Regions from separate parts of the Homo sapiens genome. Here region 1 is linked to region 2. Evidence: chromatin contacts called from ENCODE Hi-C or POLR2A ChIA-PET data. All regions are on one chromosome and are shown on one strand. Each heading gives the region's core, a stretch centred on a gene start or an enhancer-like site at or near the end of the contact. The rest is flanking DNA. Distances are from core to core; before and after follow the strand shown.

Region 1 (2,841 bases), core at 1-2,500, 110 kb after region 2:
CTCACGGCCCCGTCCTGTTCCGGCAGGGTGACTCCGGGGGCCCGCTGGTGTGCGGGGGCGTGCTCGAGGGCGTGGTCACCTCGGGCTCGCGCGTTTGCGGCAACCGCAAGAAGCCCGGGATCTACACCCGCGTGGCGAGCTATGCGGCCTGGATCGACAGCGTCCTGGCCTAGGGTGCCGGGGCCTGAAGGTCAGGGTCACCCAAGCAACAAAGTCCCGAGCAATGAAGTCATCCACTCCTGCATCTGGTTGGTCTTTATTGAGCACCTACTATATGCAGAAGGGGAGGCCGAGGTGGGAGGATCATTGGATCTCAGGAGTTCGAGATCAGCATGGGCCACGTAGCGCGACTCCATCTCTACAAATAAATAAAAAATTAGCTGGGCAATTGGCGGGCATGGAGGTGGGTGCTTGTAGTTCCAGCTACTCAGGAGGCTGAGGTGGGAGGATGACTTGAACGCAGGAGGCTGAGGCTGCAGTGAGTTGTGATTGCACCACTGCCCTCCAGCCTGGGCAACAGAGTGAAACCTTGTCTCTCTCTACAAAAAAAAAAAAAAAATTCTGCGTGGTGGCTCACGCCTGTAATCCCAGCACTTTGGGAGGCCGAGGCGGGCGGATCATTTGAGGTCAGGAGTTCCTGATCAGCCTGACCAACATGGTGAAACCCCGTGTCTACTAAAAATACAAAAAAAAATTAGCTGAGCGTGGTGGTGGGCACCTGTAGCCCCAGCTACTCAGGAGGCTGAGGCAGGAGGATAGCTTGAACCCGGGAGGCGGAGGTTGCAGTGAGCTGAGATCGCACCACTGTACTCCGACCTGGGTGACAGAGCGAGACTCTGTCTCAAAACAAAAACAGAAACATTAAAAAAAGAGGAACGCGGGAAGCTACAGATAAAAGCGCAAGAACGGAGAATACAGCGAAGTTCCGGGTCCAGCGCTTCCGTGGGGCTGACGCGGCCACACGGCGGCGCCCTTGCCACACACACACACACACACGCGCGAAGGCCCGCCAGGCATGGGTGTCCCCTCCTGGTCTGGCTCATACCGTTTCCCTTTGCTTACCAAGGGGAATGTGAGCGTCTTCTGTGTGCAAGGCTGTGGGCTGAGACTCAGGTGCACAGAAACCCTTCGAGGCCGTGTTCCTATGACCCATATCCCATAAGGGGAAACTGAGGCTCACAGGGACTGTGCGACTCTCCTGACCTTACACAGAAGCTCCAGGACACAGCCTGGACTGGAGCCCAGAGCCACGGAGCCTGCCTTCACAAACCACCCTGGGTGCGGCCAGACCCACACCAGGACGACGAGCAGCGGCACCTGCTTGCTGGAGGCCCTGGACCTCAGGTCACCCTTCTTGGCAAGGCCAGGGAGGACACCTGAGGCCCTGTGCCCTTTCTCCCACCTGGTGGAGGGGCAGCCAGGCGCTATCGTAGAAAAAGACTGATGGGCCAGGCGCGGTGGCTCATGCCTGTAATCCCAGCACTTTGGGAGGCCGAGGCGGGCAGATCACAAGGTCAGGAGATTGAGACCATCCTGGCCAACACGGTGAAATCCCATCTCCACTAAAAATACAAAAAAATTAGCCGGGCGTGGTGGCGGATGCCTGTAGTCCCAGCTACTTGGGAGGCTGAGGCAGGAGAATAGCTTGAATCCAGGAGGTGAAGCTTGCAGTGAGCCGAGATAGCACCACTGCATTTCAACCTGGGCAACAGAAGGAGACTCCATCTCAAAAAGAAAGAAAAAAAAAAAAAAGAGAAAAGAAAAAGTGACTGATGGGCCGGGTGCCGGTGGCTCACGCCTGTCATCCCAGCACTTTGGGAGGCTGAGGCGGGCAGATCATGAGGTCAGGAGATCGAGACCATCCTGGCTAACACGGTGAAACCCCGTCTCTACTAAAAATACAAAAAATTAGCCGGGCGTGGTGGCAGGCACCTGTAGTCCCAGCTGCTCGGGACGCTGAGGCAGAATGGCGTGAACCCGGGAGGTGGAGGTTGCAGTGAGTGGAGATCACACCACTACACTGCAGCCTGGGTGACAGAGCGAGATTCCATCTCAAAAAAAAAAAAAAGACTGATGATCTGAGAGGCAGGTCCGCTGGGAAAAGGGGGGATGGATTGATGAACACTGTGCTTGGGTGTTTTTGGGGCTATGGAACACTCACCTAGGAATCACACTGACGTGCAAGCACGTATTGAGCACTTACTGTGTGCAGAGCCCTGGGCCGGGCACGGTAAGACACATCTAAGCCCCAGCCCTGCTCTTAGGAATTTGGTAAATACTGCACTGCACGGAAGGGGGCCCATTCAGCCGTCTGGTGACCACCACGAAGTTGGAGCTCACTGTGTGAATTTCACGTTTTTGTTTTTGTTGTTTTTGAGACGGAGTCTCTCTCGTCGCCCAGGCTGGAGTGCAATGGCACGATCTCGGCTCACTGCAACCTCTGCCTGATGGTTCAAGCGATTCTCCTGCCTCAGCCTCCCGAGTAGCTGGGATTACAGGCATGCGCCACCACGCCCGGCTAATTTTGCATTTTTAGTAGAGACGGGGTTTCTCCATGTTGGTCAGGCTGGTCTCGAACTTCCGACCTCAGGTGATCCGCCCCCCCTCGGCCTCCCAAAGTGCTGGAGTTACAGGCATGAGCCACCTCGCCTGGCCACCCAGCTAATTTTTAAGATTTTTGTAGAGATGAGGTCTCGCCATGTTGCCCCAGGTTGGTCTTGAACTCCCAGGCTCAAGTGATCCTCCTGCCTGGGTCTCTTATGGTGCTGGTGCGTGAGCTGCTGCATCCGGCCTGCCTGGGCATCTTTGCATCCTTTGGTCCGCAGGAGCTACGGAGGGTTC
Region 2 (2,700 bases), core at 35-2,534:
AAAAAAACACAAAAAAAGCACCCCCCTCCTGAGCAGCCCTGCTGGATTCGTAGCTGGGGGCCTTTTTACTCGAAGAAGAGACTGAGGTTCAGAGGGGCTCCACAAGCAGCCCCTCTGGCGTAGGTCAGGACAGAGCCCCAGCCTGGGGAACTGAAGTCCCTGCCCCCTCAGCTGTGTTCCCTGCCCTCATAGACGGCGCTAGGCCCAGTGGCCCGACTTCCCCACAGATGCTGGGCTCCCCACAGTCCCAGCAAGGCCTCTGCACCTTGACTAAGAATCCAGGAGGACCATGGGCGCCTGAGGGCCTCTGCGTCCCCATCTCTCGGGGTGGCCTGGGTCTTTTGACGGCCTCGTGCGGTTCTTTTTTTTTTTTTTTTTTTTTTTTTTTTGAGTTGGAGTTTTGCTCTTGTCGCCCAGGCTGGAGTGCAGTGGTGTGATCTCGGCTCACTGCAACCTCCAACTCCTGGGTTCAAGTGATTCTTCTGCCTCAGCCTCCCAAGTAGCTGGGATTATAATAGCGTGCCACCATACCCCGCTAAATTTTGTATTTTTAGTAGAGACGGGGTTTCGCCATGTTGGCCAGGCTGGTCTCGAACTCCTGGCCTCAAGTGATCCGCCCGCCTCGGCCTCCCAAAGTGCTGGGATTACAGGTGTGAGCCACCAAGTCCGGCCCCCTCGTATGGGTTTTTATGTGGATGGGGCCTAGGGAATTCCTCCCAGCAGCCCTGAGGGAGCCCGGGCGTGATGTTCCCCCACGTCCCGGAGGAGAAAACAGGGCTAAGAGAGGTCAGGTGGGATCAGAACCCAGGCCACACCAAACCCCCCCGAGTCTGCCAAACCTGGTTTATGCAAGAAGGGGGCCATCTAGGGGAGTTGCCCCAAGGGGTGGGCTGGGCCAGAAGGCACGGACGGGATTGGGACTCAGCCCCTCCGGCCCCCCAGGAGACACAGGCCACTGTGCACGCTGAGCTGCTGTGTGGCCCTGGACACCTGCTGACCCTCTCTGAGCGGTGCTGAGAGGCGGTGGGAGGGCCAGGCAGCCAAGGGAGGTTTCGGCTGAGTTCTGGCTCCTCGGGGCCACCTGGAGGCCCTGGGGGTGGAGGGGCAGCCGGCAGCGGGCACGGTGCCCGCCCTTGCCCAGCCTGGTATCCTCTTTCTCCCTCCTCCTCCTCTGGACTTTGTTTCCTGATCCCAGGTGGGGCTGGGGGGAGGGGGCACACCTGCCTCCCCTGGGTGGGGCCTCTGTTCCCTGGCAACCTGGCGGGCAGGGCGGAGCTGGGAGGCCTCTGTGCCCATCGAGGAGTCAGAGTGGAGGCTGCAGACTGTGGAGCCGGGAGCCGGCAGGTGAGGCTGGGGGCGCCCCGGGCCGGGCCGGGCGGGGATCCTGTGTGGGGCGGTTGGATCCACATTTGGCGTGGGAGCGTCATGTGTCTGTGGGCGGGGTCTGCTTGCCTGGCGGCACTTGGGATCCAGGGAGGCCCCCTGCCCCACCCCGTCACCCTCGGAGCCTCCCTGAGGCACCTTTCCCTCTGCCCCCGCTAGGTACTCTGGGGCCTCAAGGGCACCCACTGGGAGAGCAGAGAGGCCCTTGTCCCTGAACTCTGCTGGGGCTTTTGAACCCCAAATCCCAGAGCCCTCCAAGGGAGGGGCCGGGTTGGCACCCCCATGGTCAGAGGCCAGAGGGGCCCCTCCATGGTTCTGGGAATTCCAGAGGCTTCTGGAGAGATGCTTATCCGTCCCACCAGGCCCCTGACTGGGAGGCTCTGGGCAGTAAACACCCCCGTGGGGCTGGGGGCTGGTTTGGGGACACGGAGGAGGGGTGGCTGAGTACAGGCGGAAGGAGTCTCAGGCCGGGGCTGGGGACTTGGCCTGGGTCCTCGGGTGGGGGTGAGGTGGTAGCCTGGGATCCCGGGCAGCCAGCAGGGACTCGGCCCAGCGTCTGCCGGTGGAGCTCCGCCCAGGAGCCCAAGGAGCTGAGATGACTCAAGGGTGACTGCAACCCTGAGGGATGGGAAAAAGGAACGGGGCCCTCCCTTCTGCATGGCCTCCTTGTCTGAGTCTCGGCCCCACAAGGGAACCTTTGCCCCTCACATAGAGCCAACTGGCTGATGAGGAAGGAGGTGTGGCACCAGGGTCCATAAACCCAGTTTCATTCTGGTATCAACAGAGTTCAGGGTGAGGCTGGGAGGAGCAACCCAGGGGGCTTCCTGTAGGAGGGGGTGATTTGGAGCAAAGTCTGAAAACTGGCTTCAGACACTTGCTCTGTCATCGCTGTGTGACCTCAGATGAGCAGGTTCTCCTCTCTGGGTCCCAGCTCCCTCTCTCGAAAACCGGAGTCGAAAACGGTTCCAAGGTGTTGCAGGAAGAGTCTCAGGACGCCGAGGTCCTTAGCCACCGCCGGGCCTTGCAGGGGCCATCTTCCGTCCTGGGGCTCTTCCCCCGAGGGCAGCGCCGCTGCCCAAGAATGCCGGCCATGAGAGCCGCCGTGGATCCAGGGGTTTTTTTGGCCGACACAGTGAAACCCCATCTCTACTAAAAATACAAAACTTAGCCGGGCGTGGTGGCGGGCGCCTGTAGTCCCAGCTACTTGGGAGGCTGAGGCAGGAGAATGGTGTGAATCCGGGAGGCAGAGGTTGCAGTGAATGGAGATCGCGCCACTGCACTCCAGCCTGGGCGACAGAGGGAGACTCTATCTCAAAA

The links. Hi-C counts contacts between places; a loop is a spot of excess contacts on that map. ChIA-PET counts read pairs that join two places held with the same protein, here RNA polymerase II (POLR2A). Pooled maps may share reads with other maps.
Region 1: POLR2A ChIA-PET joins it to region 2 with 11 read pairs in PC-9. The contact joins the enhancer-like site here to the promoter of MISP in region 2. A Hi-C loop is called at or near these places in 13 of 168 maps with a recorded cell type or tissue (HepG2, K562, chondrocyte and 9 more) and 2 of 50 pooled maps. POLR2A ChIA-PET finds 5 or more read pairs at or near these places in 9 of 52 experiments (A673, AG04450, B cell and 6 more).

What each region holds. Positions count from the first base shown.
Region 1 is chr19:863,066-865,906 of GRCh38, forward strand. It overlaps CFD (complement factor D), which reads left to right. Exons shown (of 5, transcript NM_001928.4): 5 at 27-576. The coding sequence ends at 173. Among named protein-coding and RNA genes, the nearest start is that of CFD, 4.8 kb to the left of the region's middle. Within about 2 kb of position 1,251, at least 8 of the 41 ENCODE cell types and tissues checked have a DNase peak (open chromatin) inside an H3K27ac peak, as active enhancers do; they include left lung and transverse colon, where a contact is called at or near this core.
Region 2 is chr19:749,828-752,527 of GRCh38, forward strand. It overlaps MISP (mitotic spindle positioning), which reads left to right and starts at 1,285. Exons shown (of 5, transcript NM_173481.4): 1 at 1,285-1,344.